2 separate regions of the Homo sapiens genome follow, and region 1 is linked to region 2. The links are chromatin loops, found by intact Hi-C in ENCODE. Cell type or tissue: heart right ventricle. All regions are shown on one strand.

Region 1 (5,000 bases), 88 kb before region 2:
TGATTGGTGGGGTTGTGTGGTGGTTATGTGGAGAAGGTCCTTGTTTGGAGGAAACACACATTGGGGTATTTAGGAGTGATAGGACATCATGTCTACAGCTGTTTCAAATGGTTTAGAAAATGACTGGTGGTAATGGGTATAGATAAACACAGGTAAATAAATCAGCACACACACATGCATAAAGAAAATGCAGAGAGCTAATAACAATGAGGGAATCTGGGTGATGGGATATGGCACTGTACCTACATACTTACAACTTTGCAGTAAGTTAGAAGTTATTTCAAAATAAATTTATTTTTTTAATGCAGGGAGAAAGGAGTAACCTAATCATCTTTCTTCCCCAAGGAGATTTCAATTCCTTGAGAAAAAGTCTGTCTTTTACTCCCGCTGATTTCCTGGCATACAGAGAATCCTTGACATAGACTTGCTGCAGGCAGGCCAAGGCAAAAATTCAGTGCTCACCCTTGCAGAGTTCTGGCTCTCCCACTGCAAGTTTTCATGGGTTGAGTTAGATGTCACATAATTGATCAATGAGGGATTACAATTTGCTTTCACAGGCCACTATTGGTTTTACCTCAATTGCCCTCAGGAGCAACATGACTAGTGACATCTTAAGTGAGGGAAGAAATTGGTGGTGAATGGTGCAGAATCGTAGAGCTGTTCTGCCTCAGTGGCTAGCCAGTTCATGGCCTGGCAAGCATCTGCTGACCATCTGTGGCTGGGAGCCAGGCTGCCATTTCCTTTGATGGTCTAGATAGAATCTTGTTGACTTGGGTCTGGATGTATGTTTTGTTCAGGATTCAGTGACATTTAAGTTTGAAGTTGTCAGTTTTGATCAGTGTGTACCTTTGGCTTTCAATAACAAAATACACACATAAAGCTATACAAGCACCTTTATTATTGAAATTTCTGCAGAAATAATTCTGTTCTATAAGTCTGAAATTCTCTAGATTCTCATCCCTTTTGTTCCGCAGAAGTAATTGTTTATGTGACACAATTTTTTGATGTTTCTTTTCTAAAGACTGTGGCACTAGGCTAGAACATTCCAGAATTGCAGATTCTCAGAGTCGAAAGGGGACTTACAGGTTGTCAGTGCAGTGTCTGATCTAGAATGTAGACTGACTTCCACGCCATGGACCCGAGGGTTACAGAGCCACAGGTGCCACTTTCCCCAGAAGGAATGGAGCATGAGCCAGCAAAAAGTTGTCTTTCTCAGCTATAACCAGAGTTACAAAGCACTGATCCTCCCAAATCTCCAAACCCATGCAGAAATTCTACCAACACAGCCTATGGGGTCCCAGCTTCTGCATAAACCCCCTAGTGATGGGGATCTCTGTGTCTCCCAAAAATCTCCTGCTGAGGCTCTCGAATCTACTACTCGGCTGAGGTCTTGGTGTTTGCTCCTTCTCTCCCCTCCTCACCCTTATACTTTGCTCCGTCCTCCACTTCTCAGCATACCCACCCTGGGCAGGCCAGATCTGGAGACACATTTTCCCTCAGCTGCCCTGCAAAGGGTGCTGTGGCTGTCGCTTGCCTGAAGTCTCTTTGACGGCTTTGTGTTCTGTGCTATAAATAAATGATTTTGAATGCTTATCTGCTTGCCTCTGTCTGCTTTTCAAGTTATTTTTGGGTGACAGGCATCTTCTGTGTTAGGTGGGGGCCTGCATTATTGAAGACCATGCGTGCCTTGTCAAAGGGAAATAAGGTCAGTGAGTGTGTGGTGGAGGCTGAGGTGGGTGGGTGGTGGGTGCAGGGCTTGTCAGTTCACATTCAGAGCAGTGCTTGTGTTCTCTTGCTAAGTGTACCAGGCAAACCAGAGAGACCCCAATACAGTCCAAGCCACTCCCCACAGGTAATCCTGAACTCAGGCTTTCTCTTCTCATTTAACTCTGCATCCACAGGCCCTTCTTTCTTAAAACCAGCAATGTGGAATGTGCAAAGGACCCTGAACTAAGAATGCGAGCCCTGGGTGCCTACCTTGACCTGCAACTTCCTGGCTGGGTGGCCTTGAGTGAGTCACTACTTCTCCATGTCTCCATTTTTTTAATCCAAAAGTGGGAGTGCTGGTTACTGCCCTGCTTGATTAGAGGGCTAGAAGGTGGGCTTTCATCTACCCCAGACTGCAGGCAGCAGAGGCCCCAGAACACGGCCAGGCCTGAGACTAGTCCCCACCTCCCCTCTCCCCGGGAGGCCCTTGGTGGCCAGCAGCAAGGACCTCAGGGATGTTTCTGGCTTCAGCTGTATCCTTTTGACTTTAAGATCCATGCAACAAACTAAAATAGAGAAACCTTGATTTACTGGGGGTTCACTTAAGATCAAAACAAGAGGAAGCTTGAGACCACAGCTTCTTCTATCAGGATGTCCTCCTCCAACTCCTGCCTGACATCCAGAGCCCCAAGTGTCCCCACCTGACTGACTATTGACTTCCCTCAGCCCTTACTTTTTCTTCCTGAGGGCCCTCCTCAGCCCCATCCTCCTTCTCCAAGACGCTCCTGCCACTGCCTTCAGGCCCCTCACCACCTCCACCAGGAGCATCTCTCTCTCAAATCCCTGCATCTCTTCCTCCATGTTTTTCAGGCCTCCAGTGCCTGAAGGCGGAGCTGAACTCTGAAGACATTTAGATCTTTAGCCATCAGTCTGAGGAGAAATCTGCATTTATTTTTTTTCTGAGGTTTTCTGAGTCTAATGAGAGAGAAGAATCAATTCAGCCACTCAAACAGTTTTGTAAAGCACAGCACCAAAGTGCTTTAATACTTTAGGAAAATGCCCACTGGCCTCCCTATTTGAGGACTTGTTCTCCTGCCTCTGTCCCTGCCATAGCAGGTTCCCCATGGAAATGGGTTGGGCTCCAGCTCCAGACCGCTGGGATTACCTTCAAAGCCCTGGATACTCATCTCCCCTCAGGTCCTTTGGTGTTGCTGCTGCTGCCAAGCTGTTTCCAGGGCATGGCAGCCAGGATCCCTGACAAGTCTCCTGATTCCCAGCCAGCCGCAGCTCCTCGTCAGTCTGTCGCCAGCTGTTGCCCCACCTTTCTTGCCCCTCCACCCTGATCTTCCAGCCCGCTTCATTATCCAGACCATTTCTGCTTTTCACCCTCCACTGACTCCCCACAGGCTTCAATTAGTAATTTTAAATGGTCACCAATTTTCCTTAAGCCTTGAGCAGTAATGGAGGTTTAGGTCTAAATTAAAATTTGCTAATTTAAAAGCATTTGCCCACTAATCGGCTGCTGAAGTGCAATCACTTGGCCGCTGCATCTCAGGGCTGTCCTCTCATGGCCTCCTGCCTCTGTCCCTGGAAGGGTTAACCCAGTGGTTCTCAACTCAGGGGATTTTGCCCCTCAGGGGACATTAGGCAACGTCTGGAGACACTTTTGGTTGCCTTGGGGAGGGAGGTGCCACTGGCATTAGTGGGTAGAGGCCTGGGATACTGCTAAACACCCTACAATGCAGAGGACAGTCCCCCACAACGGAGAATTATCAGTGCTGAGTTTAAGAAACCCTAGATATAGAAAACTCCCAGGCTTTTCCCCAAGAAACCTTTCCTTGCACAGCCCTGCATTCTCCAGAACAGGCCTCGAAGCTTTTGTTTCTAGGGGTCTGGAGGCTTCGATGTATAACATGATCTCCCTAGATGTTCTAGATCTGTTTTCTTTGGCCTGTATAATGTTTGTTTGTTTGAATTGATCCAATATTTAAGACCATCAAGATATTTTGCAAGAAAATCTGAGTTTACAGTTTGTCTTTAAAAGTGGAAGATAGGTTAACATTTGTCCCTAATTCCCAGTTGGCAGCATTCAGTGGGAGTTGAGTAGCAGCTCCCCATGCCCCTTGACATCTGTCCCATTCACCTCAGTCTTCACCACTCTCTATTACTCTCTGACTTTGAGTATTACTTGCTATTTATTATCGTGTTTACACTGCTGTTTTCTTATGGCAGAGGAATACTTCTCCACATACCTCAATTAAAAGTGGGAAAATAAAAGATAGACCGGGGCTGCACCCAGAGCCGTCAGTCATTTTTATTACCCGCCTTACTCTGTGGGCATTTGGCTGTGTCATCCCATGTGGTTCCTGCCTGGGCAAGTGACTGAACTTTTTGACCCTGGTCGAATCCTTCCCAGGTCAGCTCTGTAGACTCACAAAATGCTGGCAAGTGGGTAGGAGGCAACTCTTACACTCTTTTCTCAGTTACAAGTTTCCTGCTGGGACGTGGGGCTTATGAGGACTGGAGTTCCCAGTACATCCATGCCCTACTCCCAACTTCTAACACAGGGGGCGGCAGACTATGGCCCATAGGCTAATGCAGGCATGCTTCCTGTGTTTATACATCAAGTTTTACTGGTGCAGTCACTCTTGTCTATGTACCTATTGTCTATGGCTGCTTTCCTGCTACACTGGCAGAATTCAGTAGTTGCAACAGAATATATGGCCCACAAAGCCTAAAATAGTTACTATCTGGTTTTTCATAGAAAAAATTTGCAGACCCCTGTTCTAACATTTCAGTACTTCCCATTTGTATATACCTTGCCGTTCACAAAGCACTTTTTTGATCCTTCCAACAATCCCATGATGTGGGCAGGGCAAGGATTATGAAAGGTACAAGCAAACACTTTTGAGCGTCAGTTGGGTGCCAAGTGCTGGGCTCTGGCTTTTTACCTGCACTTCCTCACAGCAGCCTTGTGAAGTAATTATTTTAACTTTACAGATGACACAACAGAAGCTCAGAGAGGTTAACTGATAGGCCCAAGTTCACCCTGGAGTCTGGCTCCATGCCAGGCATCTCGGTTCCCCAGCTTGCTTAAGGCAGCAGTCTTGACCCTTCGCTTCATAGTGGTGGAGGGTTACCATGTGTGGCACTCCGCAGAACCACTCCTGGGACGGGTGCTGGGGCTGCAGCCTTCTCTCCCCTAACCCTCACACTGGCGCTCCCTAGCAAGTGGAGAGCTGCTGCATCAAAGGCCGGCCAACTGTAGTTCATTCTTGCCACCTCCTCAAATT
Region 2 (5,000 bases):
TGACCTAAATCTGAGGACCTGTCTTAGGTCCCCCAACAATGCCACCACCAACCCTGCCTACCCTATGCCCTCTTCCATGTCTCATCAACAATGGGCTACGTTGGAGAAGGGGGCGAAGGCTGTGTACACCCCCATGATTGATCTCAGTAAGCTCAGCAGTGGCCCAAGGTCCCCAGATCTGCTCCCCGCTGTTCCCAGACCTCATTATCCACCACTGTGGCCACCTCTGGGCAGCATCAAATGGCGGCTCAACATCAAATGGTGGCTCAATAACTTATACGATTTACCAACTAGCATGGAAGTGGCTTAATATTTCAACAACTGGTTTGCTGCATTCACATATCCTGCCTTCCCACGTACCCTGTCACCCCACTAAGAGCAGGTGTTCTAGAAAGCATCTGCCCCTTTCAAAAGAGAAAGCAAGTCTGCAAAGAGTCCCAAGATAGCAAAAAATGACAATGCTGTTTTGCCAGCCCATCAGGTCTCAAAAATGATCCCCACATTCTCTGTCCCCCAACACATCTTTGGACAAGTGGGGAATCCAGTCTCCATTCTCTGCTCCCCCAGTATACATCTCCCTATGAAGCACCAACCTATTAATAGATTCTGATTTAGGAATATATTATAATATAATATAGTATAATAATCCCATGGTTCTCTTCCTGGAAGTGTCAGAGGTAATCAGAGGGGCCAACAGACAGGGGCAGCCTCAGTTCCTATATAAATTTCTACCTGCTCAGGAGATTTATAGAGATGGATGGCTGCATGGGGGTGGGAGGGGTGAGAGCCAGTAGCAGAAGGGATGACTTACGATTGCTGTCGACACAGGCAGGCCCTTGTTGCTGGAAATGGCTTTCTTGTTGCCTCTGTTGGTTGAAGCCTCAACAAATGTAGAAAGATGAACTGAGGGTCTCATCAGGGGCTGAGGTTTTCTAAGGCGGAGATCATTAGCAAGAATAATTCTTCCCCATGCATAGCATTTATCATCCCTGCCCTTGGCAGGGGCTGGTGGATCTAGTAGTTCCAGAAAAGAACGGTGGCAGAGGTCGGTCAGGATGTGAATGACAATTGCCAAATCCAAAGTTATTATTACCTGCTCCCCTGCCATCACCGCCTTCCTGAGAAAAGTTGGCCTGTTCAATTAGCTTAATGACATGGTGGGAGATGGTATTTTCAAACAGTGAAAACAGCTGGGCTGCGATCGCTGTGGTTTCTGGCATGAAGCACGTCTGGCAGCCTTGACTGTGGCACAGGGACCTTATCAGCATGACACACATTTTGGGAAATGTTGTAATTCAGCATTGACACCTCGATCAATAGTGTCATTTTGGAGCTGTCTTCCCAGGGAAACAGACAAGGTATTAGCCTCAAACGGTTCAGCAGTCTCTGCAGTGGCAGTAGGTACTTGTCCCTATCCCCCATTCTGGTTCTGCTGGTTCCTATGTGTGGCCATGCCATCTGCTGCACACACTGTCTGAGTGCGAGCTCTGAAGTCAGGCATGGGCTCAAGTCCTGCTCTACCACTCAATCCCAGTGTAATCCTGGGCAAGATACTTAATTACTCACCTTCCCCCCCTTAAGAAATGATACTGACAATCAAGTGTTATGGGCGTAAAACCATAAAGAGAATGTATATAACGAGATCTGGTCCCCGCCTGGCACACTGGAAGTTTCCCCTAAGCATTAACTGTTGGGGCTGTCCTCTCTTCTCTCTCCTTTTCTTTTATTCTGCTCTCTTTTGGTCTGTGCCTCTGTCTCTGTGTACCCATCACTAAACCTTTCTTAGTATCTCTCTCTGCTTTGGTCTTTGTCAGTTTGTCTCTGTTTTTAGTTCCTCTCTCTCTCCTCTGTGCTCTCTGGGTCTCTTTGTCTCAGCCTTCATTTCTTCCTCTATCTCTCTCCTTGGCTATTTAATATTTCCTGGAAGCTTAGACTTGGGGCATTATGGTGTCAGAGGGTTTTCAAATCTTGTGCAGGGAAAATGAACTCTCCTGAATGGTGATCCCCATAGGCTCAGTGAAGCTCGAACTGTGAAATCTAGAGTTTACTACTTAATTATCTTGCCTGAAGCTGTGCCAACTTGGCTGGACTAGCAAAGAAACATGCCAGTCAGGAGCCATTCTCCACCTTCCCATTGAACATGGAGATGCAGCTGGGTGCTAAAAATAGGCATCAGGAGGCTGGGGCAGCTCAGAGCAGGAGGCAAGCTAAAAATACACTTCTGACAATGCAGCCTTCCTGTGCCCCACAGACTGCAGGCTGGCAGGGGCAGGGGCTTCAGGAACCCTGGGGTCTGAAGCTGTGTGGCCCCAGCTGGGCAGGGGGAGGATGGGGCAGAAGGAACACAGGCAGACGCTCAAGGCTGGCAGGTCCATCAGTAACTTGGGAGGCACACAGCAGGCTACAGAGTCACAGAAATTGTGAGGCTGCAGAGCACACTTAGGCAGTGAGATGGTTTATGGCTGCCACCCCCAGAGCCAGTGAGAAGGGAGGTCAGCAGTGGGCACCTGGGTACATCCGAGGTTCCTTTGGCTTTGCCTCTTCACTCTGGCCTCCGTGATTCCCCCCAAAGACTACAACTGCATTCACTTTTTGCTTATGAACTCTTCTATGCCACCCACAGATGCCTCCTAGTCCCCAGAAGGGAGAGGTTTCCTGCCCTTCAACCTAACCCCCAATCATGCAGTCATCCAGAGCTGCCATCCTCTCCAACAGAGAAGACAGACATTTATCTTTGCTGATCACTGACTGGAAATCCCAGCAATCCTGTAAGTTGGTATTATTATTTTCTTCAAATTACAGATGAGGAAACTGAGGCTTAGGGAGGTGCAGTAAATTGCCTGAAGTTTTGCAGCGAGTCAGTGAGAGACCAGATTTGAATCTCTTTTTGTCTGACTGTAACTTCTCTGCTCTCTCCTCTACATCAGTGGCTCTCAACTGAGGGTGGTTTTGCCCCACAAGGGACCCTTGACAATGTCTGGAAATAGTTTTGGCTATTATAACTATGGGAGGGATTGCTATACTGGCTTCTAGTGGATAGGAGCCAGAAACACTGCTAAACATTCTACATTAACAGCCCCCCAACCCCCGCCACAAGAAAAGTTGCTAGCCCCAAATGTCGAGAGTGCTGAGATTGGGAAGTCTCTGGTCTTCATCATGCTGCATCAGTGCTTTCAACAAAGTGGTTGTCAAACTTGGATCGCATCAGAATTACCTAGGGAGCTTGTTAAATCAGAGACTTGTACCCCACTCCCAGACACTCACATTCACTGAGTCTGTGGAAGCCCTGCTCCACCCTCCACCCTCATTCCAGGAAGTGCACACTTAGATATTCCATGTTTCCACTGAGAAACACTTTCCAAGAAAAGGGTGCAAAGGGGCAGATGCCAGGTCCCTGTCAGCTGTGAATAGACCCCTGACACAAGGTGAGCACTTGGAAAACATTCCCTTAGAGGGACCAAGGAACCAGGTAGCCTCAAAAGGTAAAACTCCTGTGGGCCCAGAGCACCAATTTTGTGGCCTCCCTTACCAGCATATCAAATGCCTGACAAATTGCTTACCTTGGCCCATGGTCAATGGAAGTGTGAATCAGTATGTCCTGCTCCCAACTCTTCTTCTGATATAAGCAAGGTGATACAGAGCACAGATGGGACTGTTTGGATTAGCAGCTAAAATAAGAATGAGTGAAACCACAGGTGCATTGTCAAGATTAATATGCAGGCAGCTTCAGAATTGGAATGGTACCAGGTAACATCATGCCTCAATAGGAAGAGTAATATGAATTGACTTGAGACAAAGGGAAGGCAAATGGAAAGTGACAAGCACAAAGGGGAGCAGCAAGAACCAAGGGGCTGTGTAACTAAGAATTCCATGTGGCCCATCACACAGCCTGCCCCCCTTGGCTATTTCTTCCCCATCATCCAGGAAAATTGCCCAGGACTAGGCTTCTAAGCATCTGGATACACAAAGCACCCTGCCCCATGTCAATAACACCTCCCCTATTGTTGTCAATTTGGTTCAACAGATGTTTACCTCAGACAGGGAAGATAAATGAGACACTATTGTAGGAAAGAAAAGCCAGGTGCTCTGAGCATCTTCACTTCATAGGAATCACAATTAGGAGTGTGAGCAGAGGTCTGAGCCAGGAATAAAGAAGGCTTCCTTCTTTCCCTCCTTCCTTCCTTCCTTCCCTCCCACCCTCCTTTCTTCCTTCTTTCCCTCCTTCCTTCCCTCCTTCCCTCCTTTCTTCCTTCTTTCCCCCTTCCTTCCTTCCCTCACTCCCTCCCTCCCTCCTTCCTTCCCTCCTTCCTTCTTTCCTTCTTTCCCTCCCTCCTTTCCTCCCTCCTTCCTTCCTTCTTTCCTTCCTTCCTTCCCTCCTTCCTTCCTTCCTTCCTTCTCACTCCCTCCCTCCCTCCCTCTCTTTCTCCTTCCTTCCCTGCCTGCCTTCTGAGAACATGCAAGTGTAGGGGCCCTGGTGGAAAGCACCCTCCATCCAGACTGCTAGAGCATCCCTAAGCAAGGCTTATGGGGGATGGGTTTTTAGTTTGTGATTTGGGTTAGTGGCAGCTTTGCTTTTGTCTCTACTGCTCAGATGGCAGGAACTTAGAGGTCCAGCAGGGCTCTATTAATTGGAGATTGTTACTGGATAAAGATAGGTGATCCTCAGAATCAAGAAGAAAATGAGTTTATACCCACAGGAAGAAGAATATTTTTAACTGTCAGGCTGACAAATTGGGAAATCTTGAGAGACCCAGAATTGGTGTGGAAGCAGGATTATACCAAATAGCTCTGATGTAGATCCTGCTTGCCGTAGATTTCTACTATCTGCCAGGCTAGAGTAGGTGTTCAATAAATATCTGTTGAATGAGTAACTAAGCCCTCATTATACCAATGGAGATAAAGAATGGTGAGCCCTTTTCTTATAGCACACTTTCCATTGTGTTCTTTTTATTCTCATATTGACTGTTTTATACATCACTGAAATCTAGAGAGATACCCAG

The links. Hi-C counts contacts between places; a loop is a spot of excess contacts. Peaks named below come from ENCODE experiments on the same cell type or tissue, not always from the same donor. Only the 100,000 strongest peaks of a DNase experiment are listed, where the experiment ranks them.
Region 1: a loop joins it to region 2, with 4 times the contacts of the local background. A loop is called at or near these places in 6 of 110 quality-filtered maps.

Annotation. Positions count from the first base shown.
Region 1 is chr1:112,054,975-112,059,974 of GRCh38, forward strand. No RefSeq gene overlaps it. Among named protein-coding and RNA genes, the nearest start is that of LINC01750, 67 kb to the left of the region's middle. RefSeq lists a silencer at 1,499-1,699. In heart right ventricle, no CTCF peak of the experiment used is centred here; no DNase peak of the experiment used is centred here; H3K27ac peaks cover 1,732 bases.
Region 2 is chr1:112,142,788-112,147,787 of GRCh38, forward strand. No RefSeq gene overlaps it. Among named protein-coding and RNA genes, the nearest start is that of LINC01750, 150 kb to the left of the region's middle. In heart right ventricle, no CTCF peak of the experiment used is centred here; a DNase peak (open chromatin) is centred at 2,194; H3K27ac peaks cover 1,471 bases.